2 separate regions of the Mus musculus genome follow, and region 2 is linked to region 1. The links are chromatin loops, found by intact Hi-C in ENCODE. Cell type or tissue: heart. All regions are shown on one strand. Links, peaks and the distances in the headings refer to the core of each region. The heading gives the core; the rest is flanking DNA. Region 1 has its middle 13 kb from the start of n-TRacg6. Region 2 holds the start of Ajuba (ajuba LIM protein).

Region 1 (14,609 bases), core at 2,234-10,233:
CCAGGAGGTAGAAGCACATGGATCTCTGCAAGTTCCAGGACAGGCTGGCCTACATAGTGAATTCCAGGGCAGTCAGGGCCTAATAACGAACACACACACATAACACATATAACACACACACAAGGACACACAGAGATACACACAAATACAGACACACAGAGATTCACAGATACACACACATACACAGACACACAGAGATACACAGATACACACACATACACAGATACACACACACAGATACACACAGATACACAGAGACACACAGATACACAGACACACAGAGATACACAGATATACACAAATACACAGATACACACAGACACACAGAGATACACAGATACACACAGATACACAGATACACACAGACACACAGAGATACACAGATACAAACAGACACACAGAGATACACAGATACACACACATACACAAATACACACACACAGATACACACACACAGATACACACAAACACACAGAGATACACAGATACATACAGAGATACACAGATACACACAGATACACAGATACACACACAAACACAGAGCAATCTTTTTCCTAGTCCCGACCCAATACTAATCTTTCTCTTCCTCCCAGAAACTGTCCTCTCAGGTGACTGTTCAAATCTATGAGACTATAGGGGCCGTCCTTATCCAAACACCACACGTATCCCTTATAAATTACTTCTAGAAAGCTGGCCTCAGTGGTCTTCACACACTAGGATAAAAGATCAACCAAGGAAAATACTTAGTGATGGCATTAAAAAAAAAAAAAAAAAAAAAAAAAGGCCTACTTTTTAAAAACTCCTTTATGGATGTTTTGTCTGCACGTTTCTCTACGTACCAGAAGAGGGCGCTGGATGTCATGGGCCCACAGAAGCCATCTTTCCAGGCTCTCATTAAAGGCTTTTTTAAAACCACGAAGCAAGCTTAGATAATGGAGAGTGCCATGGTTAAGTAAATCATGCATGCAGTGAGGTCTTATGCAGCTATTAAAGTCAATGTTGCCAAAGAAAATTGACTAATGTAGGGAAGAGCTCATCATAGCGCCATTAAGTGACACAGATTACAAACGGAACGTGCAGAATGACCTCAACTGTGTGGATAAAACAATGTTTTCCGATTTCTCATTAATGAGCATGTTTATAGTACATTGACAACATTTCTTTAAACAAATATGTACAAACACAGGCTTGGGTCCTGGTCGGTCTGCCTCACTCACCCCATTTCTCTGTAGGCTTCTGCAGCTGGCTAACCTCAGCCCTTAGTCCTACCTCATAGGAATTACACAATCTCTCTCTCTCTCCCTCTCCCTCTCCCTCTCTCACTCACCCCATTTCTCTGTAGGCTTCTGCAGCTAGCTAACCTCAGCCCTTAGTCCTACCTCATAGGAATTACACAATCTCTCTCTCTCTCCCTCTCCCTCTCCCTCTCTTTCTCTCTCTCTCTTATACACACACACACACACCAGCCAGATATTTATTAAGCATTGCCATGTGTCAGGCTTTTTACAAAGTATCAGTCCCCTAGATATAACCGTATGAGGTCATTAATGTCCATTTTACAGACAAGAACACAGAGGTAAGGGTATCTTGAGTAAAATGATGCCTAACTGTGGAAAAGCCAGATGGGAAAAGGTCGAGTTTTCAGATTCCAAGGTCCTTCCTTATATTTACAATAGCATTTGTCAAAAGGTGATCCAGGAGAGGGGCAGTATTAGTGCACACCTTTAATCCCAGCACTTGGGAGGCAGAGGCAGGCAGATTTCTGAGTTTGAGGTCAGCCTGGTCTACAAAGTGAGTTCCAGGACAGCCAGGGCTACACAGAGAAACCCTGTCTCGAAAAAGAAAGAAAGAAAGAAAGAGAGAGAGAGAGAGAGAGAGAGAGAGAGAGAGAGAGAGAGAGAGAGAGGAAGAAAGAAAGAAAGAAAGAAAGAAAGAAAGAAAGAAAGAAAGAAAGAAAGAAAGAAAGAAAGAAAGAAAGAAAGAAAGAAAGAAAGAAAAGGAAGAAATTAAGGAAGGAAGGAAGGAAGGAAGGAAGAAATCAGTAGGGGCTGGGGAGATGGTGGCTCGGTGGTCAAGAGCAGTTGCTGCTTTTACAGAGGACCCAGGGTCTGCGCCCACATGGCAGCTCACTCCCTGTCCCTCAACTTCTGAGGGTGGCTGAGGTGTGTCTGATGCCCTCACCTGACCTCCTCCAGCACCTGGTACACACATGTATGGGCAGACAAAATACTCATACACATAAAATAAATATAAATGTATGTAAAAGAGAAATGAATTAATAAGTTTTAGTTATTTTGTTGTTAAGCCAGGATCTTGCTGGGTACCCTTGGCTGGTCTAAAACTGACTGTAATTCAGGTTGGCCTTTAACCAACCTCCCGAGAGAGAGTCCTCCTGCCTCTGCCTGCCAAATGCTGGGATTATAGGTGTGAGTCTTACTTGTTTGATTTGGGATCACAACGGTGTAATCCAGGGTTCCTCACTCTACGGAGTGCTAGAAGTGTGGTGGGATCAGTTTCCTGTTTTCTGGTTGTTGTTGGTGATGGTGATTGGTTTTTCGAGACAGGGTTTCTCTGCATAGCCCTGGCTGTCCTGGAACTCACTTTGTAGACCAGACTGGCCTTGAACTCAGAAATCCACCTGCCTCTGCCTCCCGGGTGCTGGGATTAAAGGCGTGTCCCACCACGCCCAGCTGTTGTTGTTGTTTTAAGATGTATTTATTTAATGTATATGAGTACACTGTCTGTCTTCAGGCACACCAGAAGAGGGCATTGGATCCCATTACAGATGGTTGTAAGCCACCATGTAGTTGCTGGGAATTGAACTCAGTACCTCTGGTACCTCTGGAAGAGCAGTCAGTGCCCTTAACTGCTGAGCCATCTCTCGAGCTCCCAGGCTCACTTTTAACATGGGAAATGTCTAGCACTAAAATGTACAAGATAGGCATAGGGGTTCATGCCTGTAATCCCGGAATTTAGTAGGCAGAAGCAAGGGGATCACTACAAGTTCATGACCAACTTGGACTACACCATGAAAGACTCTCTCTCTCTCTCTCTCTCTCTCTCTCTCTCTCTCTCTCTCTCTCGGAATTATTTACTTATTTTATATGATTACACCATATCGGTCTTCAGACACACCAGAAGAAGGGATCTGATTCCATTACAGATGGTTGTGAGCCACCATGTGGATGCTGGGAATTGAACTCATGACCTCTGGAAGAGCAGTCAGTGCTCTTAACTACTGAGCCACCTCTCCAGCCCCAAAGACACTATCTTAAACAAAAATAAAGTGTATCTGCGACCTAGAAAACTTTCAAAGCCCTAGGCTTTTTGTTTGCTAGGTTTATCTACTTTGTTTTATATGTGTAAGTGCTTTCTTTGCCTGTATGTATGTAAGTATGTATGTAAGTATGTATGTAAGTATGTATGTATGTATGTATGTATGTATGTATGTATGTATGTATGTATGTATATATGTATACCATGTGTGTGCCTGGTACCCTCAAAAGCCAAGAAAGGGCATCAGATCCTGGGGAACTGAAGTTGGAGACAGTTGGGAGCTGCCATGTGGGCGCTGGGAATTGAACCTGGATCTTCTGCAAAAGGAAGCAGTGCCCTTCCTTAACTGCTGGGCCGTGTTCCCAGCCCCTTAAAACCTTGTTCTATAGAAAGGGGTTGCAACCAAGGCTTGATCCTGCCCCCAGTATAGCCACAGCTCCTTTTCCAGTGACCCTAGCTTCTTATTCCTTTCAAATTTAGGGCTGACTGAATACCAGAGCCCGTGAGACAATATGTTGAATCTGTTGATTTGGTTAACCTATAATTAAAAAGTGTACAGATTTAGCAATGCACAAGTGCAGCCTGCTTCCTTTTCTCCCCTCCTTTACTTTTTTTTTGATATTTTAAATGTATTCTGTGACATTTTGATATGTTTATACGGTATGTCTTGATCATATCCAACTCTCACCCTCCCCTCCCAATCTCCCTGGACCCTGAAGCATCTCCCTCCTACCTTCCTGTCTTATGTTAAAATAACCCATCCAGCCAAGCGCTTGTGGTGCACGCCTTTAGTCCCAGCACCCAGGAGACAAAGGCAATCACATCTCTCTGAGTCTCGAGGCCAGCCTGGTCTACAGAGCAAGTTCCAGGGCAGACAGAGCTATGCAGAGAAACTCTGTCTTGAAAAACAAAAACAAACCAACAACAATAAATAAATAAATAAATAAATAAATAAATAAATAAATAAATAAATAAACCCATTGAGTCCAATTAGTGCCTCCTGCATGCACATAGTTGTGGGACCATCCATTGCAGTATGGGTAATGTACCAGCCTACATCCCCAAAGAAAAGTGACTCCCTTCTCTGAGCAGCCATAGGTTGCCAGCAGCCCCTCAGCTCTTCTCCATGAAGCCCCACCCCCCACCACCCCCCACCCCCACTTCGTGCTGGAACGTCTGCTGCCTCCACCTTGTACGGGTCCTAAAGAGGAGCCACCACTGCCGTGCGTTCCTTAGTGTTAACAGCCGTGTCCTTTCCAGAGGACAGCGCTTCACAGGGCTCCTCTGACCCTCTTCTTCCCTGTACCCTGACCCTCTGGGGGATCCGGGAGCGATAAGCTGGGCTCCAGGCAGTCTCAGCACTTTGATCCTCAGGAGTCTGCGCTGACCGACCGCTGCAGCAGAAAGAGGCTTCTCTGGCCAAGGCTATAACGGCAGCACTGATGGGGGAATACTGTGCTATAATGAAATTCTCAGGTCCCTCTGGCTCTAGCGGGCTCCAAGGAGCCCGGTCTCTGTAGCCTTTGTTCCCCGGGGTTCTGAAGTACTAGAAGGAGGAGTTGTAAGGCCTTTTCCGGGACTTCCCTCAAACCCTGCAGGTCATTGTTCTTTTCCAGTCCTTCTGACACAGTACATGGGGAACAGATCTTCCCTGACCAGTTCTACTGCCCCTCCCCCAGCTGAATGTTGCCATTTGGTGCTGATGCTAGAAGGCGTTCTCTTCTGCTCTCTGTCTCCCTCTTTCTTTCCCTCCTTCCTTTCCTCACCCCTACCCTTCTTCCTCACCTCTTGCTTCCAGGTTTTCCTCTCCTTCTCTTCCTTTCTTTCTTCTTTTTATGTGAGTGCCTCTATATATATCCTGTCTTAGCCTCAAACTCATGATCCTCCTGTCTCAACCTCCCAAACGCGAGGCTTACAGCATGAGCCACCAAGACCTGGCATTCACAGCTGTTTCTGTCCTAGCTACCATACTAAAACTTCAGAGGTACTCTCAGTGGTTTCCAAGCAGACTTTAAACAGCAAAGCCTTTAGGGTGGCGTGTGGTACTGTGCAGCCATACCCGGCCCGAAATGCTCCTGATTCTTTGATAGTTGCTTAAGGTAACCAGATACATTCTAGCTAGAATGAAACCCATGTTGTCCTAACCTACTAAAAATGCCTCTCCTTGCACTCAAACTGAAAATCCAGCTGTTCTCTTGGTGCCCGAACCCCACTTTCATCGCTAAATACCCAAATAAATTGCATTTCGTGCATTTCTGCATCTCTCCCACAATGTATAAGGAAACCTTGTTTTTGTTCCTGCTGAGGTCCCTCAGAATAGGTCAAACAATGTTAGTGAGGGGAGAGCTCAGATGACAGGACCCTAGAGATTCCGCTCTCCGTCGACGATGACCAGGCTGGCCTCTAGGGGGCGATGTTTTTCTACCTTTGGAATCTGGGACTAGTGCAGGGCTGAGCTTCAAATTCAACCTTCCTTGAGAACACGGAGTTTGTCCAAGAGGCCCAGAGTTTTCTTGCCAGTGTGATTCTACTCCACTTTCTGGAAGTGATTTTCTTCTCTTATCACAATCACTTAGACTTATCAGACAGGCAGAGGGCAAGTAAAGGGAGGAGCTAGAACCACTGAAGAGTAGAGGTGAAATAGTACATGGTTTCTGAAAGGTGTGAGCAGAGGGTAGCCAGGAGCCACCACACCAAACAAACCTCAGCCGTCCGGTCCGCGTGCCTGCCGAGCCTCTTCCCACCTATTCCACCGCGGCACCACAGGCCAACTTCTGTCTCCAGTAAGGGAAAGCACGAAAGGACCAAGGGAGACATAGCAGTGCTTGCTTCCGGGGGTAGGCACTCCTTTTGTCCCTTTCCCTCTTTTTTCCTTGAAAGGTGTTTTTTTGTTTTTGGTTTGGTTTGGTTTTCTTGCAAAACTGAGTTCATGTCTGGCATGGTGGCACACGCTCTTAATCCCAGGACTTGGGCGGCAGGCAGATCTCTGTGAATCTCTATATATAGCAAGTTCTATGCCAGCTAGAGCTACATAGTGAGACCCTCTTGAAAGCCCCCCACCCTCTCTCTGTCTGTCTTTCTCTGTCTCTCTCTCTTTCACACACACACACACACACACACACACTAAAAATCAACAATATTCATATACCCAGTAATTATTTTTTTCCATAAAATAGATGAGCACATTAATTTGTAATACCAGCAAAAAGCAAAAGGAATCTCTAAAAACAAACAAACAAAAAAAGGAAAGGGCAGAGGGGCTCAGGAGAGAATAGCTGGCAGCCAAATAAAAAAGCTGCATTTGGGGCTGGAGAGAAGACTACTGGTTAAAGCATGGACACCTCTCCTAGAGGATCGGAGTTCGATGCTTAGTACCATGTCAGGCAGTTTCATCGCATGGATACCCTCTTCTGACCCCTATCAGGCACACCTGTGTTACTAGGCATATATACAAATAAAATGCTCATACATATAAGATAAAATAAGTAAATCTTTAAAAATCTTTTAAAAAGAATAAATAAAGCAAGACAATAAATTGGGCAAGATACACATGAAAAGATTCAACAAAACATTCCTTAATAGGGTGAACAGGAAGCAACCTGCACATCTGTCGTGTATCTGTTAGTGTTTGCCTTCCAAGGATGATATAGTTTTTGAGGTAATCTCACTACATAGTTCAGACTGACCATAAACGATTCTGGTTGGCGTCAAGTCAAGATCCTCCTGCCTGTGCCTCCCTAGTGCTGGGATTATAAGTGTGTTCCACTCCACCCCAGCTTCTATTTTATTTTTATTTATTTGTGTGTGTGAGTGTGTGTGAGTACATGCGTATCTGTGTGCCCATGAAAGCAAACAGAGAGGACTCCAGATCCCCCGCATCTGGAGTCACAGGGGGTTCTAAGTTTCCCAGTGCCACTGCTGGCAACCTGCATGAGCAGCAAGAGCTCGCACCCACTGAAGCACCTCTCTAGCACACCCGTTTCTTTTTAAAATTATCATCCTATTACTTCAAATACCAAAATCTAGTTTGATTCAGGATAACATCTAATTAAATAAGGAAGCTGTATGCTGTCAGAAATAGCAGGACGAACTATCCTGTGATTTCCAGATCTACTAATTACCAAGAGAAAGTATTGAAAGACCCCACCATAAGGCTTAGCAAGCTAGCTGCAGTAACGCCATTTTGCAAGGCATGAAAAAGTACCAGAGCTGAGTTCTCAAAAGTTACAAGGAAGTTCAGTTAAAGATTAACAGTTAAAAATCAAGGCTGAATAATACTAGGACAAGGGCCAAGAACCGATGGTGCCCACCTGGGCCCCGGCTCAAGGCCAAGAACCGATGGTACCCACCTGGGCCCCGGCTCAGGGCCAAGAACAGATGGTACCCAGATAAGGCGGAACCAGCAACAGTTTCTGAAAAAGTCCCACCTCAGTTTCAGGTTCCCCAAATGACCAGGAAATACCCCAAGCCTTGATTTGAACTAACCACTCAGCTCGCTTCTCGCTTCTGTACCCGCGCTTTTTGCTCCCCAGCCCTATAAAAAGGGTAAAAACCCCACACTCGGCGCGCCAGTCCTCCGATAGACTGAGTCGCCCGGGTACCCGTGTTCCCAATAAAGCCTCTTGCTGATTACATCCGAATCGTGGTCTCGCTGATCCTTGGGAGGGTCTCCTCAGATTGATTGACTACCCACCTCGGGGGTCTTTCATTTGGAGGTTCCACCGAGATTAGGAGACCCCTGCCCAGGGACCACCGACCCCCGCCGTACGGAGCACAACCTTCCTCCTCTGCCAGAGGGAACGATGAAGAAGAGGCGGCCACCACCTCCGAGGTTTCCCCCCCTTCTCCCATGGTGTCTCGACTGCGGGGAAGGAGAGACCCTCCCGCAGCGGACTCCACCTCCTCCCAGGCATTCCCACTCCGCATGGGGGGAGATGGCCAGCTTCAGTATTGGCCGTTTTCCTCCTCAGACTTATATAATTGGAAAAATAATAACCCTTCCTTTTCTGAAGACCCAGGTAAATTGACGGCCTTGATTGAGTCCGTCCTCATCACCCACCAGCCCACCTGGGACGACTGTCAGCAGTTGTTGGGGACCCTGCTGACCGGAGAAGAAAAGCAGCGGGTGCTCCTAGAGGCTAGAAAGGCAGTCCGGGGCAATGATGGACGCCCCACTCAGTTGCCTAATGAAGTCAATGCTGCCTTTCCCCTTGAACGCCCCGATTGGGATTACACCACTACAGAAGGTAGGAACCACCTAGTCCTCTATCGCCAGTTGCTCTTAGCGGGTCTCCAAAACGCGGGCAGGAGCCCCACCAATTTGGCCAAGGTAAAAGGGATAACCCAGGGACCTAATGAGTCTCCCTCAGCCTTTTTAGAGAGACTCAAGGAGGCCTATCGCAGGTACACTCCTTATGACCCTGAGGACCCAGGGCAAGAAACCAATGTGTCTATGTCATTCATCTGGCAGTCTGCCCCGGATATCGGGCGAAAGTTAGAGCGGTTAGAAGATTTAAAGAGCAAGACCTTAGGAGACTTAGTGAGGGAAGCTGAAAGGATCTTTAATAAGCGAGAAACCCCGGAAGAGAGAGAGGAACGTATCAGGAGAGAAACAGAGGAAAAAGAAGAACGCCGTAGGGCAGAGGATGAGCAGAGAGAGAAAGAAAGGGACCGCAGAAGACATAGAGAGATGAGCAAGCTCTTGGCCACTGTAGTTATTGGTCAGAGGCAGGATAGACAGGGGGGAGAGCGGAGGAGGCCCCAACTTGATAAGGACCAATGCGCCTACTGCAAAGAAAAGGGACACTGGGCTAAGGACTGCCCAAAGAAGCCACGAGGGCCCCGAGGACCGAGGCCCCAGACCTCCCTCCTGACCTTAGGTGACTAGGGAGGTCAGGGTCAGGAGCCCCCCCCTGAACCCAGGATAACCCTCAAAGTCGGGGGGCAACCCGTCACCTTCCTGGTAGATACTGGGGCCCAACACTCCGTGCTGACCCAAAATCCTGGACCCCTAAGTGACAAGTCTGCCTGGGTCCAAGGGGCTACTGGAGGAAAGCGGTACCGCTGGACCACGGATCGCAAAGTACATCTAGCTACCGGTAAGGTCACCCACTCTTTCCTCCATGTACCAGACTGCCCCTATCCTCTGCTAGGAAGAGACTTGCTGACTAAACTAAAAGCCCAGATCCACTTCGAGGGATCAGGAGCTCAGGTTGTGGGACCAATGGGGCAGCCCCTGCACGTGCTGACCCTAAACATAGAAGATGAGTATCGGCTACATGAGACCTCAAAAGAGCCGGATGTTTCTCTAGGGTCAACATGGCTTTCTGATTTTCCCCAGGCCTGGGCAGAAACCGGGGGCATGGGACTGGCAGTTCGCCAAGCGCCTCTGATTATACCTCTAAAGGCAACCTCTACCCCCGTGTCCATAAAACAATACCCCATGTCACAGGAAGCCAGACTGGGGATCAAGCCCCACATACAGAGGCTGTTGGACCAGGGAATACTGATACCCTGCCAGTCCCCCTGGAACACGCCCCTGCTACCCGTTAAGAAACCAGGGACTAATGATTACAGGCCTGTCCAGGATCTGAGAGAAGTCAACAAGCGGGTGGAAGACATCCACCCCACCGTGCCCAACCCTTACAACCTCTTGAGCGGGCTCCCACCGTCCCACCAGTGGTACACTGTGCTTGATTTAAAGGATGCCTTTTTCTGCCTGAGACTCCACCCCACCAGTCAGCCTCTCTTCGCCTTTGAGTGGAGAGATCCAGAGATGGGAATCTCAGGACAATTGACCTGGACCAGACTCCCACAGGGTTTCAAAAACAGTCCCACCCTGTTTGATGAGGCACTACACAGAGACCTAGCAGACTTCCGGATCCAGCACCCAGACTTGATCCTGCTACAGTACGTGGATGACATACTACTGGCCGCCACTTCTGAGCTCAACTGCCAACAAGGTACTCGGGCCCTGTTACAAACCCTAGGAAACCTCGGGTATCGGGCCTCGGCCAAGAAAGCCCAACTTTGCCAGAAACAGGTCAAGTATCTGGGGTATCTTCTGAAAGAGGGTCAGAGATGGCTGACTGAGGCCAGAAAAGAGACTGTGATGGGGCAGCCTACTCCGAAGACCCCTCGACAACTAAGGGAGTTCCTAGGGACGGCAGGCTTCTGTCGCCTCTGGATCCCTGGGTTTGCGGAAATGGCAGCCCCCTTGTATCCTCTTACCAAAACGGGGACTCTGTTTAATTGGGGCCCAGACCAGCAAAAGGCCTATCAAGAAATCAAACAGGCCCTTCTAACTGCCCCCGCCCTGGGATTGCCAGATTTGACTAAGCCCTTTGAACTCTTTGTCGACGAGAAGCAGGGCTACGCCAAAGGCGTCCTAACGCAAAAACTGGGACCTTGGCGTCGGCCTGTGGCCTACCTGTCCAAAAAGCTAGACCCAGTGGCAGCTGGGTGGCCCCCTTGCCTACGGATGGTAGCAGCCATTGCCGTTCTGACAAAAGATGCAGGCAAGCTAACTATGGGACAGCCGCTAGTCATCCTGGCCCCCCATGCAGTAGAGGCACTGGTCAAGCAACCCCCTGACCGCTGGCTATCCAACGCCCGCATGACCCACTACCAGGCAATGCTCCTAGACACTGACCGAGTTCAGTTCGGACCAGTGGTGGCCCTCAATCCTGCCACCTTGCTCCCTCTACCGGAAAAAGGAGCCCCCCATGATTGCCTCGAGATCTTGGCTGAAACGCATGGAACCAGACCGGATCTCACCGACCAGCCCATCCCAGACGCCGACCACACCTGGTATACCGATGGGAGCAGCTTTTTGCAAGAAGGACAGCGAAAGGCTGGGGCAGCAGTGACGACTGAAACCGAGGTAATCTGGGCGAGGGCCCTGCCAGCTGGAACGTCAGCCCAGCGAGCCGAACTGATCGCACTCACCCAAGCCCTGAAAATGGCAGAAGGTAAGAAGCTAAATGTTTACACTGATAGCCGCTATGCCTTCGCTACGGCCCATGTTCATGGGGAAATATATAGGAGACGGGGGTTGCTGACCTCAGAAGGCAAGGAAATCAAGAACAAAAGCGAGATCCTAGCCTTGCTGAAAGCCCTCTTTTTGCCAAAGAGGCTCAGTATTATCCATTGCCCGGGACACCAAAAAGGGAACAGTGCTGAAGCCAGGGGCAACCGAATGGCGGATCAAGCAGCCAGGGAGGCAGCCATGAGAGGGATCACAGAAACTTCCACGCTCTTAATAGAGGATTCGTCCCCGTATACTCCCAGTTACTTCCACTACACAGAGACTGACAGAAAAGACCTTCTGAGACTGGGAGCCGTATACGATGAGGACAAAAGGTATTGGGTCCTGCAGGGAAAACCTGTAATGCCTGACCAATTCACCTTTGAGCTCTTAGACTCCCTACACCGGCTCACCCACCTCAGCTATCAGAAGATGAAGGCACTCCTTGACCGGGAAGAGAGCCCCTACTACATGTTAAATCGGGATAGAACTCTCCAGCACGTAACAGAATCCTGTACAGCTTGTGCTCAAGTAAATGCTAGTAAAGCCAAAATCGGAGCAAGGGTGCGAGCGCGGGGACACCGACCCGGCACCCATTGGGAAATCGATTTTACCGAAGTTAAGCCAGGGCTGTATGGACATAAGTATCTCCTGGTGTTTGTGGACACATTCTCTGGCTGGGTAGAAGCATTTCCAACCAAGCGTGAAACTGCCAGGGTTGTGACCAAGAAGCTGCTTGAAGAAATTTTTCCAAGATTCGGGATGCCCCAGGTATTGGGGACAGATAATGGGCCTGCCTTCATCTCCCAGGTAAGTCAGTCGGTGGCCAAGTTGCTGGGGATTGATTGGAAACTGCATTGTGCTTACAGACCCCAGAGTTCAGGTCAGGTAGAAAGAATGAACAGGACAATCAAGGAGACTTTAACCAAATTAACGCTTGCAGCTGGCACTAGAGACTGGGTACTCCTACTCCCCCTGGCCCTCTACCGAGCCCGGAATACTCCGGGCCCCCATGGACTTACTCCGTATGAAATTCTGTATGGGGCACCCCCGCCCCTTGTCAATTTTCATGATCCTGAAATGTCAAAGTTAACTAATAGTCCCTCTCTCCAAGCTCACTTACAGGCCCTCCAAGCAGTACAACGAGAGGTCTGGAAGCCACTGGCCGCTGCTTATCAGGACCAGCTGGATCAGCCAGTGATACCACACCCCTTCCGCGTCGGTGACGCCGTGTGGGTACGCCGACACCAGACTAAGAACTTAGAACCCCGCTGGAAAGGACCCTACACCGTCCTGCTGACCACCCCCACCGCTCTCAAAGTAGACGGCATCTCTGCGTGGATACACGCCGCTCACGTAAAGGCGGCGACAACTCCTCCGGCCGGAACAGCATGGAAGGTCCAGCGTTCTCAAAATCCCTTAAAGATAAGATTAACCCGTGGGGCCCCCTGATAGTTATGGGGATCTTAGTGAGGGCAGGAGCCTCGGTACAACGTGACAGCCCTCACCAGGTCTTCAATGTTACTTGGAGAGTTACCAACCTAATGACAGGACAAACAGCTAACGCCACCTCCCTCCTGGGGACGATGACAGACACCTTCCCTAAACTATATTTTGACCTGTGTGATTTAGTAGGAGACTACTGGGATTGGGATGACCCAGATGGAGATGGTTGCCGCTCTCCCGGGGGAAGAAAAAGGACAAGACTGTATGACTTCTATGTTTGCCCCGGTCATACTGTACCAATAGGGTGTGGAGGGCCGGGAGAGGGCTACTGTGGCAAATGGGGATGTGAGACCACTGGACAGGCATACTGGAAGCCATCATCATCATGGGACCTAATTTCCCTTAAGCGAGGAAACACTCCTAAGGATCAGGGCCCCTGTTATGATTCCTCGGTCTCCAGTGGCGTCCAGGGTGCCACACCGGGGGGTCGATGCAACCCCCTAGTCTTAGAATTCACTGACGCGGGTAAAAAGGCCAGCTGGGATGCCCCCAAAGTTTGGGGACTAAGACTCTACCGATCCACAGGGGCCGACCCGGTGACCCGGTTCTCTTTGACCCGCCAGGTCCTCAATGTAGGACCCCGCGTCCCCATTGGGCCTAATCCCGTGATCACTGACCAGCTACCCCCATCCCAACCCGTGCAGATCATGCTCCCCAGGCCTCCTCATCCTCCTCCTTCAGGCACGGTCTCTATGGTACCTGGGGCTCCCCCGCCTTCTCAACAGCCTGGGACGGGAGACAGGCTGCTAAATCTGGTAGACGGAGCCTACCAAGCACTCAACCTCACCAGTCCTGACAAAACCCAAGAGTGCTGGTTGTGTCTGGTATCGGGACCCCCCTACTACGAAGGGGTTGCCGTCCTAGGTACCTACTCCAACCATACCTCTGCCCCAGCTAACTGCTCCGTGGCCTCCCAACACAAGCTGACCCTGTCCGAAGTGACCGGACAGGGACTCTGCGTAGGAGCAGTTCCCAAAACCCATCAGGCCCTGTGTAATACCACCCAGAAGACGAGCGACGGGTCCTACTATCTGGCTGCTCCCGCCGGGACCATCTGGGCTTGCAACACCGGGCTCACTCCCTGCCTATCTACTACTGTACTCAACCTCACCACCGATTACTGTGTCCTGGTTGAGCTCTGGCCAAAGGTGACCTACCACTCCCCTGGTTATGTTTATGGCCAGTTTGAGAGAAAAACCAAATATAAAAGAGAGCCGGTGTCATTAACTCTGGCCCTGCTGTTGGGAGGACTTACTATGGGCGGCATAGCTGCAGGAGTAGGAACAGGGACTACAGCCCTAGTGGCCACCAAACAATTCGAGCAGCTCCAGGCAGCCATACATACAGACCTTGGGGCCTTAGAAAAATCAGTCAGTGCCCTAGAAAAGTCTCTGACCTCGTTGTCTGAGGTGGTCCTACAGAACCGGAGAGGATTAGATCTGCTGTTCCTAAAAGAAGGAGGATTATGTGCTGCCCTAAAAGAAGAATGCTGTTTCTACGCGGACCACACTGGCGTAGTGAGAGATAGCATGGCAAAGCTAAGAGAAAGGTTAAACCAGAGACAAAAATTGTTCGAATCAGGACAAGGGTGGTTTGAGGGACTGTTTAACAGGTCCCCATGGTTCACGACCTTGATATCCACCATTATGGGCCCCTTGATAATACTTTTATTAATCCTACTCCTCGGACCCTGTATTCTCAACCGCTTGGTCCAGTTTGTAAAAGACAGAATTTCGGTGGTGCAGGCCCTGGTTCTGACCCAACAGTATCACCAACTCAAATCAATAGATCCAGAAGAAGT
Region 2 (16,828 bases), core at 4,669-12,668, 48 kb after region 1:
AGAGAGTTTCTCCACAGTGGTGGTGGCAGCAGTAACGTCAGCTCAGATATAGTTGGTAGAGGGCTGCCGGGCACTGAGGCGCTGCATGTGACAGCCGTGGCAGAGCAAATGTCCATCAAGAGGGAAACAGCAGCAACCTTCCTCGTCACTCAGCTGCATGCGGCAGTCCTAGGGAAGAAGGCAACTGGTTCACTTCCACCCAGGCTCCCTACCCTGAGGCCATCCTGGGAGACTCCGGGTGACTGGACAAGTGAGTGGTAAGGCCCCAGGGAGGGTGAAGGGTGAAAGGGTGGACTTGAAGTGAAAACCCGAGAAATACTTCTTCTGGACACCAGGGGTCGCTGCAGCAGCAGAAATCATGAGACAAGCCCCATTCCAGCAGTTCAGAGGCTGGGGAAGCCAGATTCCAGATTTAAAAAGAACTAGGATTAGAAAGAAAAGCTAGAGGACAAGAGAGACTGGACATAGGTCACTGCAGTGTCCTGGTTTTCTGTATCCTAAATCCCTCCCACAGATGCCCAGTCATTCCAAGAATCCCCCTTCCAAATTCCGATTTCCCCACATCATCCCCGAACCCCAACACTTACCTCACAGTGGTAGCACTCAAAGTGATAATCACGGTCCATGGATATCACCCTCACAATGTCCTCACAGCCCTGAAACACGTAGAGTCCCATGGGGGATAAGCAGAGCATGGTGTCCCCAAATCCCCATCCCATACCACAGAAACCCTCCTGCTCCATCAAGAGGGTTTATAAAGGCCTCTTCCCGCAGTTAGATTCCACGTAGCTAACATGTAGCTTTGAGATCTTTTAAGCAACTCCTACCAGAATGCTACCCACTACCCTGGCACTGTCCATGCCTCCAGGCCTCTAGCTCCCCTCCACACACAGGGGCTCAGCCTTACTTGCTAGCTTCCTCCTGCTGAGAAGCAGGGGGGAGGGGGAGGGGCAGGGGAAGGCAAAGGCTGAGCACAAGCCAATATAAGGAAGAGGCTGTAGCTTTTCCTCTAGACATACCCTCTCCACACACAGCTCAAATAATCCCTGTCCCTTTTTTTTTTACCAGTTTAAGGACAGTTTCACCCCTTTTCAGTCCCTGTATCTGGTGACCTTGACTTCCAAAGAAAGCCTTGTTCTCTGTACGGGGGACAGAAGATATGGAGCCTGGGCCCAGCTAGTCTAGGTCCGGATGTTTAGGTCAGGGTGGTGACCCCAAGAGCAGAGTCACACGGGAATCTTTCACAGAATGCACATTCCTTCGAAGTGCCACTTCCCAAGGGCCAGGCTGCATGTCCCCATCTCCTCCCCAGAGGCGGCAGCGCTGGCCGCCCCGAGGAACTCTGGATACACTGACCTCTGAGGGGAGGATGGGTTGTCCGCAGGCTGCACATTTCGGGGCGTAATTTCTAAAAAAGAAGACAGTGATAAGTGAGGCTGAGGACTCCCTGGGCCCAGGCCCACATTTCCTCCCAGGGGTCAGACTCACTTGTGGTAGTCGGTAACACAGTACACCTGGTTGGAGAAGTCCACAGTGAAGGGGACGCCGTCCAGGCACTTGTTACATACGATGCATCGGAAGCAGCCCGGGTGATAGGACTTCCCCATGGCCTGGAGGATCTAGCTCACAGGGCGGGCGGGAGAAGGATCAGTGTCCCCACAGCCTCTCTCCAGCTACCCATCACGTTCCTTTCCACCACCAACCCCACCCCACCCCCAGTCCTCCTAGAAGAATGCTACCTAATTTGAGGGGACCAAGGAGTCTTTCTTGGAGACAGGGTCAAAAGTATCTTAAGACTGGCCTTAAAAACTCTATGGAAGCCGGGCGTGGTGGCGCACGCCTTTAATCCCAGCACTCAGAAGGCAGAGGCAGGCGGATTTCTGAGTTCAAGGCCAGCCTGGTCTACAGAGTGAGTTCCAAGACAGCCAGGGCTATACAGAGAAACCCTGTCTCGGGAAAAAAAAAAAAAAAAAAAAACCCACAAAAACAAAAACAAAACAAACAAACAAAAAAAACCTCTATGGAGCCTGGCAGCAGCAGGACAGACCTTTAGTGCTAGCACTTGGGAGGCAGAGGCAGGCTGATCTCTGTGAGTTCCAGGACAGCCAGGACTACCTGAAAACCCAAAACCAAGAAGAAAAAATAGAGAGAAAACCCAAACCTCATCACCGCATAGCTGAGGATGGCTTTGACCCCGACACCCTCTGCCGCACTACGGCTGGTTTGCGCAGGGTTGAGGATGGAGCCCAGGCTGTCTTGTGGCATTCGCTCAACTAACAGACCACCCCTCTTTTTTATTACAATTTGAGGTGGGTGCCAGAATGAATTCCTTTTGTCAGTTCTTCCCAGGTAGCTACTAGACAGCAACAGTCAAGGATCATGGATCCTGTAAACCTTAACCCAATTCCTTCTTCTTATACAGAAAAGAAAGCTGAGTTCCAGCTGTTTCCGACCAGTAGCAGAAAAGGGAGCCGATTCACGTAGCTCAGGCTGGAGGGCAGCTGTGTCCAGAATCAGGGAAGGGACAGATCACAGACGCCCTTGGAGGCTGAGACTACGGACTGGCTCTCACAGGGGATCACCGTGAGGCAGCTTTGGGGAGGACGGGTAAGAAAATGACCATCTAGCAAAAGGCTCTCTATTTGCAATGCCACTAGTTCTTGCCCTTCAGGCCGGTGGCCCCCAAAACCCAGCTGAAGGGGCGTTCCTTACCTTCTCTAGAATCAAGTGGCCGCAGACACAGCACTTCTCAGCTGCCTCCTGAAACCCTGAAAACTAGAGAGGAGACAGGACAGAGTTACCACGCTGAAAACTGTGATGGAACCCGCCGGCCGCCGGGGTCCCACTGTGAAAGCCAAGCCTCGGCCCTTCACTCACCAGATAGTCTTCCTCACAGTAGACAGAGCCATTGACGCTGTAGAAAGCCTTGCACCGCAAAGTTCGTCCTAGAAGCAGCAGAGGAGGCGCTGGAGGTTAACGCTGGAGCCCCCACACAGGGCTCTTCCTCTTCTGGCCCCTGCTCCCCAATCCTGACAGGACATTTGGACCTGGACTTTATTTAAAGCTTTCCTCCTAAGTGTGGTCTATTTTCCCTTCCTAAACAAAAACCCCATATCCATGTGACAGAGACAGAAAGACCAAGAGTTTAAGGTCAGCATGGCCTACACACAGTAAAGCCTGCCTCAAAGGAAAAAAAAAAATCCAGTACGATACAATTCCAATTGGCTTTGGCTTCATTCCAGCGGAACAACGTTTCTGCTCCTTCCTCCTCTAGCTCCTGTGTCTTCAATAGCTGTCTGCCACCCACACCTCCTCAGGGCTCAAGGCATGGGGAGCCACCTAAGAGAGAGCCAAGGTCAGGCCAGGCTGGTGTACCTGCTAAGAAGCTCTGACTAGACTAGGTATTATTTGATTTGCATGGAACACTGGTTCCAGGCCTTAGCCTCTGGGATGTTTTAGCCCAGGATTCTTCATTTCACTGTAGCCATCCTATTCTCACGCGTCTGTCTAGCCTCTGTGGTGGTCAGGGCATCTTTGGAAGCTACTGCTTTGTTTGAGGGCTTCAAGGAACACAAGTCTTTGGGGTCAGAGGCTCCTGGGATTTTTTTTCCCCAACTCTACATGGCAGACCATTTTAGCCTGACACCCATGAAGCTACTCCATCGGATCTGAAGCTACTCCAACGGATCTGAAGCTACTCCATCAGATCTGAGCGGTCAAAGACAGCAAGAAGAACAGAGTGCAGAAGGAGAAGGCTCCCCAGTTCCAGTTCTGCTGGGGGGGGTCGTCGAGAAAGGCTCACTTTCTGACATGGGAGAGGAAAAGAGGGGGCACACCAGGAAGAGGCCTAAAGGAAAGGGCAGCCAGATCAGCCCAGAGAGATGCAGGCAGAAGTGGGGGGAGGAAGGGAAAAGCTGAGTGGTAGAGTCAGACAGGCAGAGATAGGAGATTAGAGGGTTAGCAGGAATCAGACCGGGTAAGCAGTGTGGAAGGGATAATGAGAGGTGAGGGAGGGTGTGGGGGGGGGAGCACCCCCACCGAGGGCCTCCTGAGCTAACAGCAGCAGCAGACATTCCTCCGGTGTGATGTCATCAGCTTGGCATGGCCCGATGGCCTCCACTCTAGTGAGGTGGCTGAACTCTGACCAGCCAAGAGAAAAACCCCCTCCCGCACCCCCCAAAGCTCCCCATTCCCCCAGCCCACACCCCGCCCTTCCCACATTCCAGTCTTTCACCGTCGCCCCAGGCAACTCTGCTGCCCAAGACCAAACCTCACCAAAGAAGAGGTGGGGCTGGAGCCCAAAGCTGGGCCGGCAGGGAGGCACAGGAGAAAGAGAGGTTCAGAGGACGGAGCAGGGAGGCTGAGAGACAGCCCCGGGGGAGGACAAGGCAGGTAGCTAGTGCTCAGACAAGGGAATGGGACAGCCATGGGTCCTGGCAGGTGCTCCTTTGCATCAGGGTTTGGCCGGTGGGGGTGGGGGGCTTAAGCTGCAGGTACACTCACCACAGGAGCAGCAGACAAAGCACTGGGTGTGGTAGAGGCTGTCCAGGGCCTGGCAGGCATTGCTCTGCCCATAGATACCTTTGTTGCACTTGATACAGGTGCCTGAGATAAGAAGAGTCGGGGGGACAGTCACACTCTTATCTCCCCAGCCCAAACCCAAGCAATCATCCCCAAGCTTTCTTGCCTGATGTGCCAAGGGGCACAGTCTCCTTTGGAGAAGATAGGGTAACTAGAAACGGGGTGCAGGGGGAGGGGGTTTGGAGCTGTAAGCTCAACCTGTAGAATGCTTGCCTACCATGGAGGAAGCCCTGGATTCCATCCCTGGCACCAAATAATATGGGTGTGAGAGTGGCCGGCGCTCAGGATATAGAGGCAGGACAAAGGGAGCTCACCTTGGCTACCCAGCAGGTGAAGCCTGAGATCAAGCTAAGACCCTGTCTCAAAACCTAAAGAGAGAAGTAGGATGCGGCACGCTCTTGACTAGGCAGATCCATTCTTATCAATTACCGGATACTCTTCAAACACGTCTTTGGTGCTTAGCATACTACCTAATTTATTTAAAAAACGGCTAAGTTAAAGACGCTTTGTTTCACACAGGGGCTCTGCAGCACCTGGGGGGCGTGAAAAACTTCCTAAAGGAAGCAACCCAGGCCCCCTTAAGTCTTTCTGGGAGTTCAGTTTTACCATTCATAAAACTTGATCTGGCCTAGCAATGGGTTTTTTATGTAGATGGGCCACGTGAACACTCCTGTACTTACTGCTAAGAACATAGTTGGGTCTTCAGGGACGAGGACTGTATAGGACTTGAGGGGAGGGGTCGGTAGCAGACCCTACCTCCTTCCTGCCCCGTGAAAACAGGGCTTAGCTGCTCTTCCCTGGCACTCTCCACTAAGCTGCATACATACACCTGGTTCTGGAACCAGCCTTTCCTGGGCGTGTTCTTCCTTCCCTCCACTCCCCAATTCCAGGCCCATGACTGAGGGCTAAGACCTGTCTTTGGGGAGCAGATCCCAACGGGCCTGCCCCACCTCTCCCCCTCGGCACAGTGCCACACTCTCTGCCTGTTGGGGCCCATCCCAGTCTTTGCCCAGGGGCTCTGGGAGCTGGTGCAGCAGCTGCAGCAACTGATGGGCCCAGGCCTGTTCTGCTCCCACCCTCTGGCAGCTGGGCAGAGCCGAAGCCAAGGAAGAGGGCCCCTAACCAGAGGCAGCAGGAAAAGGGTTAGCATCAGGCTAGCACTAGGACACAGAGCTGCTTGTAAGGGGCTATCAAAGGAGGCAACCTGGCCTCATTTCTGAGTTCAAAAGGTGTGTGTTCTCTCTCAGGATCAGGGAAATTTGCCCAAGACTGCCATGCCAGGGGGTCCTGGCAGAGCCTTTCTGTGGGAAGCCACAGATACTGTGGAAAGAGGACGATGCTCAGGCACGTCTGCCTCACCTCCACTCACAGAGCATCCACACCTAGCTTCTTCCTGCCACTTTACAGCACTTTCTGAGCCTTTCTTACTTTGGGCTCTGATGGCTTAGCCAGTGAGGCTTCTTTTCCCAGCTCACTCTTGGGCCTCAAAAGGAAATTCCTAAATGGGCCCTGCTACTGTCTCCCTTGATCAAAGTGATTTATATCGTCTGCCCTGCGTCCCCCCTTCCCTAGAAGGTGAAAAAAAAGGTGTGTGTGTATTGAATTCTAGCCTACTAAGGTTCTGCTGCTACCTTTGAACTTCCAGTTATCCTTCTCTGGGGGGGAGGGGGGACGACTAGCCGTGGGGGGAGGGGCAAAGGAACTTGAATGCTAGGGGAAAAAAATCGAGGTTACTTGGAAAACTGGAGACCCCCCAGAGTCCAGGGGCGAGTGGGAGTACACATTTAAATCCTGACTACTTTTTATAATTAAGTAATGTCTGTGAGTTTTGATAACACCCCACCGCCCAGCTCTAACAAGCGATCGACACTTCTTTAAAATTTCGAGTATTGGAGAGAGACCATGGCCAGGTTTCCTCAACAGGAGCAGGGAGGCAGGGCTACTTCCTTCTGGATGCTGGTCAAGTTATGGAGGGACTCAGACAGGTAAAACTTGGTAGTCATACGGAATAGGTGTAATGGTCTCAAGCGGGGTCACTGGTTTTGCCCTGATTTCCGGAAACTGGTGAAAACAGGCGGATAGGTACTGGCCTATTTTAAAAGGCCACCAGCACACACCTCACCATCAGGACTGGGGCGGGACCGGGCAGGACTTGAATCCTTGCTTTCCTATCAGGCTTCCCTATCAGGCTCCATTTCCCCGACAGCAGGCAAGACTGCGCGGGAGCTAGCAAACATCCCCCAACGCAAGCACACGCTCCCCACCCCTCCGCCTGGCGGGCGTCGCCCACGGCACCTGGAGCGCCAGGGCAGGAGTCGGCACGCACGCGGCCGCCCGCCCCGCCCCCCGCGCATTCCCCGAATTCCTACGGGTGGAGCAAGGAGCGGGTGGGGGCGCGGCACGCCGGAGCTTGCAGGAGCCCAGCCGCGAGGGGGGCGCGAGAGGATGCTCTCCTGGCCCCGCAGCGCCTCCTCCTCCTTCCGAGGCCTCCTACTGCGACAGGCCGTCGTGCCACGATGCTTGAGAAAAATGGGACTCCCGAGAAAAATCAAGAGTTGAATTTGTCAGGGATCATCAGCCTGGTTCCATTAGAAACCTGGCTGGACTGAGCAAGTGCTCTAGGGTCCGCCCTTTTCCATATTAGAAAAATCTGGGGTCTCCACCTGCAACTCCCGGCCCCAGCAATTTGTGCTGTCGGGGCGATGGGTAACCGCACACATTGACCGGTCTCTCGGTTCCCTAGCTTCTTCTTTCCTACTTACCAAAGTAATCTTCTCTGGCCTCTGGCTCCCGTATCCGTGATCGGGAGGCCTCTGGAACGAAGGGACCAGGAGACTCCTCCAGACCCGACGGCTCAATCCCCGAGGGTTCCCCGCGAGCACCCGCTTCTCGCCCACCGGTAGCCACGGTCAAACGCAGCAATGCTGTTAGCTCGTCCTGGTAACGGGCCCCCGCGGCGCAGTCCCCGTAGCCTGTAACCGAGTGTCGTCCGGGTTGCGCCCCACGTCTCTCCAAAGGACCCGCTGTTCCCACCACGGCTCCGGTTAGAGCTCCGGGGCTGCCCAGGGCCGGGGGGTACGAGTGACGGCTCTCCTGGCAGCCGAATCCCACGGACCGATGGGCACATAGTCGGTCCAGGGCAGCGTGGAGCTCCGGGTAGGCGGACGGAGCCCCTCCAGGGTAGCCCGCAGGAGCAGTGGTCAGCGGGAGGCCGAATAGGCACGGCCCCGCGGGCAGCGGGCTCCCGTGGCGCTGGTCGTAGCCCATGCTGATGCCGCTGGTCCGATTGCTGCACGGCCGGCTACCTCCGGCTCCGCTGGCCCCGGCTCCGTCCAGCAGCAGGCTGCCCCGGGGGCTAGATGGCTTGCTCGCATCGCTGGCCGAGCTACTGGCGAAGCTGGAGCGAGGGCTAAGGGCTGGAGCCGTGGTCTCCAGCCGAAAATCAGGAGGCGACGACAGAGGCAGAGGCAGGGCTCGAGTGGGCGGCGGCCCCCCGGGAAAGGACCCTTCGAAGCGCTGCGCTTCAAAGGAGCCGCGTGCGTTCCGCTCGGCGTCCAGGGGCCCTTGCTCCCTGGCCGGTTCCAAAGGTTCATCTCCAGGCCCCCCATTCGCTCCACGGTGTCCTGACTTCCTAGGTCCCCCCAACCCGCTTAAGCGTCCCTTGCCTGCTCCGGGGGTCCCATCAGACCCAGACCGGCTCGCTTCGCCCTTTCTGCGGCCGAACTTGGCGCTGCCGGAGTCCGAGAGTCTCAACTTTTCTAGCAGACGACTGGCTTTCTCCCCTAACCGTTCCATGCCCACGGATCTGGGGCCTGCAGCCCCCTCCTCGCCCGGCACGCTGCAGTGTTTCGGCCAGAGGCCGGGCTCGAGTTCCCCGGGGCTCGGATTCCTGGGATGCAAGTCACTCACGGGGGCTCAGCGAGCGGCCCAGGTGCCGGGTGCCCGCGATCCCGAAGCATGCCCCAGCGAGAGGGTCCGCGCGCGGCTGGCAGGGCCCACGGTAGCGGCTGTCCTCCGCAGGTCTGTCCACGCGTCCGCTCGCGCCACCGCCCGCCGGCCCGGCCCGCCCCCCTGGCTCTCACTTGCACGGACCCAACTTCTCCAAACTTTTGTCTGCCTGGCCGGATCTACTTTCCGGGAAGGGCGGAGCGCGGTGTGCACCCCGGGTTGAGGTGTCCGCGCAAGGATTTCCTGGGCATCACAAGCAGGGAACTGTGGAAGCTGCCTCCGAGGTGGAGAGCTGCAGACAGGACGTAAAAGGTCAAGGGGCAGATTGGGCAGCTGCGTCCACAAAATTCAAGAGTTTAGACTGGGGGAGGGGGAGTGAAAAGGAACTCTTTGTTTACAGTTGGAATGCGCGGAGGGGCACTGTGGAATGTATCCATCAACGTTGGGAAGAAAAGGGCTTGTTCTACAGAAATATCGTGATACTGTTCCTAGAGTGAGGACTGCGGGGGAGACGGTGAGAGATGTCACAGAAGTGATAAGACAGGGGGCCAACCGTAAGAGGAAGATGAAAGGTGGATATGTAGGAGGTCCAGAGACCCGTGTGTAAAGATAGCTCTGAGAGGCAAGGAGGCGCAGGCAAGAAGTGTGGGAGCTGCAAGACCAACGAATGCATAAAGCAGGGAAAGGACAAGTTGGTCCGGAGACTTGAGAGACAAACAGATAAGCTGCAATAAAAAAAGCACTTTCTAGCCCCATGATTCTCTGATGGTGGAGTGGGAGGATACGAGGTTTATGTGCTTATATGAAAAGAAGCGAGGAAAATAACAGGCTGATCCCTGTCGCTAGAGGGACAAGAGGAAGATTTAGTGTGTACATAAAAACACGGAGAAAGGTTTTGGACTAAGGCAACCCTAAGGGCAATAGAGCGAGACACGGGAAGAGACACCCCCTGGTGTTGAGAAGTGAAACTTTTAGCGAGCATTTTAGGTGGCTAGAGATCAAAAAGTGTGATTTTTTCAGGCAAGGTTACACTCTCCCAACTCCGACCCTCTCATGGCTTCCTCATAAGAGGCTGATGGCAGAGTGGACAGCCATTCTTAAGGGGAGTGGACTAGATAAATGTTGAGGGTGGAAAGGGGTAAGACGTAATAATGACCAATGATCAAGGAAAGACACGCTTGACTAAAACCAGAACCAGGCAGCTTTTGTTTTCTATCCAAAAATAACACCTCAGATGGTGAGAGATAGGAAATGGTGGGAAATTACTTTCTTTCCACCCACCCCCAAACGGGGTGGGGGTGGGGGTGGGGGTGGGGTTCCTCTGGGTAGTCCTGGCTGTCCTGGAACTCACTCTGTAGACCAGACTGGCCTATAACTCAGAGACCTGCCTGCCTCTGCCTCTCACGTGCTGGAATTAAAGGTCTGGGCCACCACATCTGGCTTCCTTTTTGTATTTAGGGTCTATGAAAATGACACGCACACAACTCATGCATATTATTTTCATTTGTATATTTTGAGAATCTTTTATAATTTTATATCCCTAGGGAGTGGGGAGGAGAAGGCAGGCATTGCGTACCTATTCACAGCACTGAGAAGTCTGAAGCCAGGAGAACAGATGGTTTGAGGTCGGTCTGGGTTATGTAGTGAGTTCTAGGACAGCCTGTGCTACATAAACCTTTCTCTCAAAACAAAAAGGCCAGGGATTCTGACACTGCAATTAACCCAGGCACTCAGGGAGGCACAGGCAAGATGATCTGTGAGTTCAGTGTCAGTCAGGGCTACGGGGCGTCCCCAAACCACACCAAAAGGACAAGGAAACTGACCTCTTTGTCTAAGTTGTATTTTAACTCAGAATTGATTTCTCTAGATAGCCAGTCTGTCCCTGGTCAAGACTACAGCTTTTCTCTGATCTCTAAATTTTCCTCTGAGGCTAAAAACATCAGTAACGAAGTAACCTGTCAGGTTGCAACCCATTGTGGGCAGCTTTTTCACAACTAGCATGAGGGTCCTGCCCAACCCCCACCCCTACCCCCTGATGCAAGGATGATTGAGGGTCTTCCAGGGATGTCTGAGGTCTCAGCACACCTCTAATATTTAGAAGTTTTGACTTTGGGGGTGAAGAGGAAAGTGACCCTGTTATTTAGTTTTTTGAGATGGGGTCTCTCTGTGTTATCCTAGAATGGTATGTAGAGCAGGCTGGCCCTGAATTCAGAGATTCTCCTGTCTCTGTCTCGCAAGTGCTGATTAAAGCTGTGTACCACCACCCTAGATGAAAGAGAAGAGGAAAACGTAAGAAAAGTTTTGAAGCTCCTAAAAAGGCCTACCCAAAGTCTGGCTTGGCTACAGTGGGCATAGCTGGGACGAACAGCTGGGGTAATAGGAAGCAGAAACTTCCTGTTAGAGGACAAAGAGGCGCCCTGATGGAGCACGCCCCACCCAGTAGGCTCATGCCCTCAGGGGAAGTCCAGCCTGGGGCTGGAGCTCCAGAAGCAGCCCTCTTTTATTTATTTTTGATCATATTTATATTTGTTTGTGTGTATCTGTGTGTGTGTGTGTATGAGTGTGTGAGCACGTGCACGTGCACTTATGCAAGCACACCCCTTGATGCTCATGTGGAAGCCAGAGGACCACTTACATTTCTCTTGCTACCATGAAGGTCTTTGGGTTGTCATGCTTGCCAGCAGAGCCACTAAGTCACCATGCCCTTTGTTTTGATACAGAATTTGACTGTTGTGAGAGCTGTCCTCAAAATCAAATCCTCCTGCCTCTGCCTCCTGAATGCTAGAGCTTCGGGCACATGCTACCAGGCCTGACTTTAGCAAGCCTTCTTCATCACCAAAAACTGTAATAATACTCTATATACACAGCTGGCTTCTTTTTTGTTTTGGTTTGTTTTTGTTTGTTTTGGTTTTGGGGTTTTTGGTCTTTTGAGACATGGTTTCTCTGTGTAGCCCTAGCTGTCCTGGAACTTGCTCTGTAGACCAGGCTGGCCTGGAATCCAGAAATCTGCCTACCTCTGCCTCCTGAGTGCTGGGATTAAAGGTGTGTGCCAGCCACCACTGACCAGCTGACATATCTGACTTCTTCTTCTTTTTTTTTTTTTAAACCCCCAGCATGCTGTCATTTGAGATTTATTTGTTTATTTATTTGTTTATTTATTTATTTATTATATGTAAGTACTCTGTAGCTGTCTTCAGATGCACCAGAAGAGGGCATCAGATCTCAGTACGGGTGGTTGTGAGCCACCATATGGTTGCTGGGATTTGAACTTAGGACCTTTGGAAGAGCAGTCGGGTGCTCTTACCCACTAAGCCATCTCACCAGCCCCATATCTGACTTCTTAACCCAGACTTTTTTGCAGTTAAAAACTCAAATGACAGGGGCCAGAGAGATGGCTCAGTGGTTAAGAGCACTGACTGCTCTTCCATAGGTCTTCAGCTCAATTTCCAGCATCCAGATGGTGGCTCACAACCATCTGTAATGGGATCCTGATGCCCTCTTCTAGTGTATGAAGACAGCTACAGTGTACCCATATACATAAATAATTATTTAAAAAAATAAATAAACAATCCTCCCCCGGAGGCTGGAGAGATGGCTCAGTGGTTAAGAGCACTGACTGCTCTTCCAGAGGTCCTGAGTTCAATTCCCAGCATCCACATGGTGGCTCACAACCATCTGTAATGGGATCTGATGCACTCTTCTGGTGTGTGTTGGAAGGCAGCTACAGTGTATTCATATAAATAAAAATAAAAAATAAAAGTGCTCGCTTCCGCAGCACATATACTAAAATTGGAACGATACAGAGAAGATTAGCATGGCCTCTGCGCAAGGATGACATACAAATTCGTGAAGCCTTACATATTTAAAAATAAATAAATAAATAAAAATAAAAGAACCCTCAAATGACAACCTGGTGGTGGCAGCACCTTTAATCCCAGCACTCAGGAGACAGTGGCAGGTGGATCTAAGCTTGACGCCAGCCTGGTCTACAGAGCAAGTTCCAGGACATCCTGTATTGAAACACCAGAAAAGCAAAACAAAAACACCTCAAATGACTGGCCAGGTGTGACAATGGGTACTTGTAGTCCTACTATGAGGAAGCTGGAGGCAGGAAGATCATAAATTCAAGATTTGCTCTTAAGTTCAAGATAATAACACCTTGTCTTGTCTCAAAATAAAAGTAAAGAGAGGGCTGAGGGTATAGCTCAGTGGGGGTTACTGCTGACTCTGTATTTGGTTCAAAAGTCAGTCTCTAGTGCCACAAGAAATAAGCCAATGATAACCACCCCATGCTAATGCTAACACGTCTCTTGATAGCCTCGGAAACACCCAATATTTGTGTTAACTTGAGCCCCTCTCCCCACGCATGCCTACAACCACTCTTTGCTGAGAAAGAACCATAGCGCTCTCTCTCTCTCCTCCCCTCTCTGTCTCTCACTGTGATTTTACTTAATGGGTGTTTTGCCTGTGTGTACGTCTGTACCCCATAAGCATGTCTGGTGCCCAAGGAGACCAGCGGAGGGGCCTTTGGACTTGGAGTTACAGGTGGTTACGAGCTGCCATGTGGGGGCTGGGAAATGAACCTGGGTTGTCTGGAAGAGCAGCCAGAGCTAACTGTTGAGTCATCTCTCCAGACCATTTTCCTTCTCATCTTCAAGCCTACCCAAATCCTGCAAGCCTCGTTGTATCAATTCTGCTTCCTAGACACCTCGGTTGCTTGCCCGCCCTTCCCCATCCCCCACCCTCACTACCCCAATGGCAGGACACAGTCAGGCTTGCTTCCCAGCCCTCTTCTATCCTGAGGTCAAGAGAGTCATACCATACACAAAAATGATCGTCTCGTCATCTCAAGCGTTTCAGTGAGGGCTGTGGTGTAGCTCATTTGGTAAAATATTTGCCCATTACACTGGAGGCCCTGGGTTTAACTTCCAGCACCACGAAAAACCAGCAGGGTGACATGAGAGGAAGAAGCACAAGGATTGGGGACTGGAGGTTATCCTTGGTTACATGATGATTTCAAGAGTGAGCCTGGGCTACAGGAAACACCCCTCCCCCACATTTCCAAACCAAATTAATTCCTCTCTGTAATTTCTTGCTGCCCCTCAGCCAACGACTGTATGTCGCTATGTGACTTATGGTCTCCTGGCTCTTTCCTTGGCGTCATGTCCTCCTCTAACCATCTACAGAAGAAGCAACCCTTGCCTGCACTCACTCTTGCCTCTGGACTTCTGTGCCTGGTCTGTTTGGCTCGTCCTCCTGGCCTTTGCCCCTCTCCTGGTTAATGCCTCCCCCTCTTCCAGGTATTACTTTAAACCTCACTGTCTCTGATAGGCCACACCCAGCTACACAAGCATGTTAGTGACCCCAGTGATCGCCCTTATCGCAGGTCATTTGCCTACGCTGTCACCATGCTTCCTGACTGTTCAATGAAACCTGATGGTCTCAGCTTACCAACTTTGTGCGCACAGCCCCTAACACAGTGCACGGCACCGGAGGAATCAGTTGATTGCTGTTTGCAGACAGGGTCTCATGTAGCCCATGCTGGCCTCAAATTTGTTGAGTGACCGAGGAAGACCTTACTCTCCTGATACTATTGCCTTTACCCTCAGGGCCCATTACTGTTTGGGTTTTTGTTTGTTTGTTTAGTTTTGGTTTGGTTTGGTTTCCCTGAGACAGGGTGTCCTCAAACTTCTGATCCTCCTGCCTCAGCCTCCCTATTGCCAGAATTACAAGCCCACCACACTCAGTCTTAATGTTTGTTGAATGACAAACTGAGTTTAGAGCTGTTTTACTTCATAATCCATTTGGAATGTTTGTGTGTGCATATACATACACCTTCCTCTGACTACAGATTGGCTGGCAGGACTAAGAGATGCCTACAAAGCTGTGTTTCTTGATCATAAGAATGGAAGAGAAGCTGTCAGTGAGGCACAGGAGTGGTTTTGTTTGTGCTGTTTGTTTCCATTGTTTGTTTTGAGACAAGGTCTCACTTTGTAGACTGGGTTGGTGTGGAATTCATAGAAACCCACCTGCTTCTATCTCCTGAGTGCTGGGATTAAAGGCATGTGCCACCATGCCTGACTGGTTTTGCTTTTGTTTTTTGAGGCAGGATTTCACTGTATAGCCCAGGCGACCCAGGAACTCACTAGATAGCTCCGGTTGTCCTTGGAGCCACAGCAGCCTTCCAGTTTCAGCTCTGAAATGCTGGAATCCTAAGCGTGTGCCACTAAGCCCAACAACAGGAAAAATGTTTAAGCTTTAATTTCCTCACGTGTAATATGGAAATAATAAACTTTTCTCATATAATCCAACAAACAATAACTATCATTTAAAAAATCCAAACAATAACTATCATATCTACATCCTAATTCCAAATAGCGGTAAGCCCATAATTCCCTGCTCAGACTAGAAAGCCCATGACTGAAACTTCCCACCAGGGGGCAGTATGACCCTGGACTGCTCTCTTCAGCCTCCGGGGCAGCACAAGACCAGCAATGTTTCTCCTGAGCTGTGGGGTACAGTGGGGTGGGGTGGGGTGGGAGAGTGGGGGGCAAACCAAATCAGAGAGGGGACATGGATCAAGGCCTCACGACATGGATCAAGGCCTCACGACATGGATCAAGGCCTCATGTTTCTTTGGCCCATCCTCCTTTGCATCCCAGGCTCCTCTGAGGCACTGTTTATACTTAGGGATAAACATTTTCTGGGCTGCCATTCACAGGGAGAAAGACCTCCCCTGCCTTCTACATAAGTTCTGCTATTCCACTTCAAGTGGAAACTATGTTAAGAAAAGCAGATTTTCTTTTACCAATCCGAGCCATCCTTTCCAGGATGTGGAGAGTGGGAGGAGCCAGTTAGCCTTGTTATAGAGTGTATTCATCCTTTTCCACCTTGATTTCAATAAACGAGTTCAAGTCAGGACAGGATGTCTTGTGGGGCTGGTCATAAGATGGGGAGACAGGTCCTTTCTCATTGCCCCCTCCTTCGTCTTCTTGGAAATTGGGGTTGTACAGCTCGGGAGGAAGGAGTTGGGCCTCCACAGAAGGCAGTCTGTCTGAGGGAGGCCCGTAGACGCGGTTGGCTTTGGTGCCGTGCTTAGAGTTAGCATCCAGGTGGTAGCAGAGCTCTGTGAGGCGCTGGGCCCTGAATCGGGGCGAGCGGGCCACCCACACACCTGGCTCATTAAGACTGTCCTCCTCGTCGGACATCAGCTCTTCTGTCACGTCCTTCCACAGGTGCTGGTCCTCGGGTCCGAAGTGCCTCATGATACTGGATCGATTGGCGAAAAGCTAAGTAAGGTAGGACCCAGGGCAGGGATTGGGAGAATTAGACCATTGGTTTGTAGAAACGGTTTATGTCGGGATAAAGGAAACGTAAACAATTCTGTGCCTGAAGGAGACCAGTGTTCAAGTCAGGTCCTGGTTGGAGTGGGCTCACCCTCCACCTGCCTGTCTAACCTCCAGTCTGCCAACCCTGTTCTCAGCTACTGTACCCTTTGGCCTGTCCCTCACATTACAGCTCATTGGGAACTAGGGTTTCAGATCTTGAAAGGAAGGCCTACCCGGTATCGGCGACTTCGAAGTTTCTTCTCCTCTTTCTCCTTTAGGCCTTTGAAAGGGTTGAGAGAATTGCGGTACTCTCGCCTCTTGGTAAGGAAGTAGGCCACACAGGCTCCTAGGGAAGGGAGACAGCAAGAAACAGAATCTTCTTGAACAAGGGTCCCCAGCCCGTACAGTGCTTGCTGAATGGACAGTTAGAACCACCGCTCAGCAGCCTGGGCTTTCCCATGAGTCATTTTTTTTGGCCCTAGGACATAGTATTCAGGGTCAAAAGGGCTGGCTTCTGGTTTGGAAAGAAGGCTTATGGTTTGAAGAGAGCCTCTTGCCTGAGGCGCTAGCCTTGGAATCACAGGTATGAGGTAACATACAGAGTTGTCATGAGCTATTTAAAATATATATATACTATATGCTCTATCTGCATGTACACCTGAATTACATAAGAGGGCATCAGATCCCAGTATAGATGGTTGTGAGCCACCATGTGGTTGCTGGGATTTGAACTCAGGACCTTTGGAAGAGCAGTCAATGCTCTTAACCACTAAGCTACCTCTCTGGCCCTCATAGTGCATTATTTTAATGCCACCTAAATCATCCCCATGCTTCCTCCCTCCCGACCAAGGACAGGGAGTAGAAGGGGCAAGCAGAAGCCAAAGCAGAGGGGGTCAGCGTCCTTACCCTTCAGCTCCTTGTCTGTGTAATTGTGGGGGCTCACCATCAGCTCCTGCTTGAGCTTTTCCAGA

Evidence for each region. A loop is a pair of places that touch in the nucleus more often than their neighbours do. Peaks named below come from ENCODE experiments on the same cell type or tissue, not always from the same donor. Only the 100,000 strongest peaks of a DNase experiment are listed, where the experiment ranks them.
Region 2: it touches region 1 in a loop (4-fold over the local background); 7 of 42 quality-filtered maps call a loop at or near these places.

The regions. Positions count from the first base shown.
Region 1 is chr14:54,522,956-54,537,564 of GRCm38, forward strand. No RefSeq gene overlaps it. Among named protein-coding and RNA genes, the nearest start is that of n-TRacg6, 13 kb to the left of the region's middle. In heart, for the core only: a CTCF peak has its summit at 5,682 (motif pointing right); a DNase peak (open chromatin) is centred at 5,676; H3K4me3 peaks cover 1,224 bases; H3K27ac peaks cover 1,195 bases.
Region 2 is chr14:54,568,889-54,585,716 of GRCm38, forward strand. It overlaps Ajuba (ajuba LIM protein), which reads right to left and starts at 8,773. Exons shown (of 8, transcript NM_010590.5): 1 at 7,344-8,773; 2 at 4,504-4,605; 3 at 2,878-2,945; 4 at 2,713-2,775; 5 at 1,489-1,619; 6 at 1,357-1,408; 7 at 588-656; 8 at 1-168. The coding sequence starts at 8,376. The coding sequence ends at 43. 4931414P19Rik (RIKEN cDNA 4931414P19 gene) reads right to left here. Exons shown (of 7, transcript NM_028890.2): 5 at 16,764-16,828; 6 at 16,091-16,203; 7 at 14,775-15,818. The coding sequence ends at 15,393. It also overlaps the pseudogene Rnu6-ps1. In heart, for the core only: a CTCF peak has its summit at 9,475; DNase peaks (open chromatin) are centred at 6,953, 7,963, 8,703, 10,943 and 2 weaker places; H3K4me3 peaks cover 5,266 bases; H3K27ac peaks cover 5,409 bases.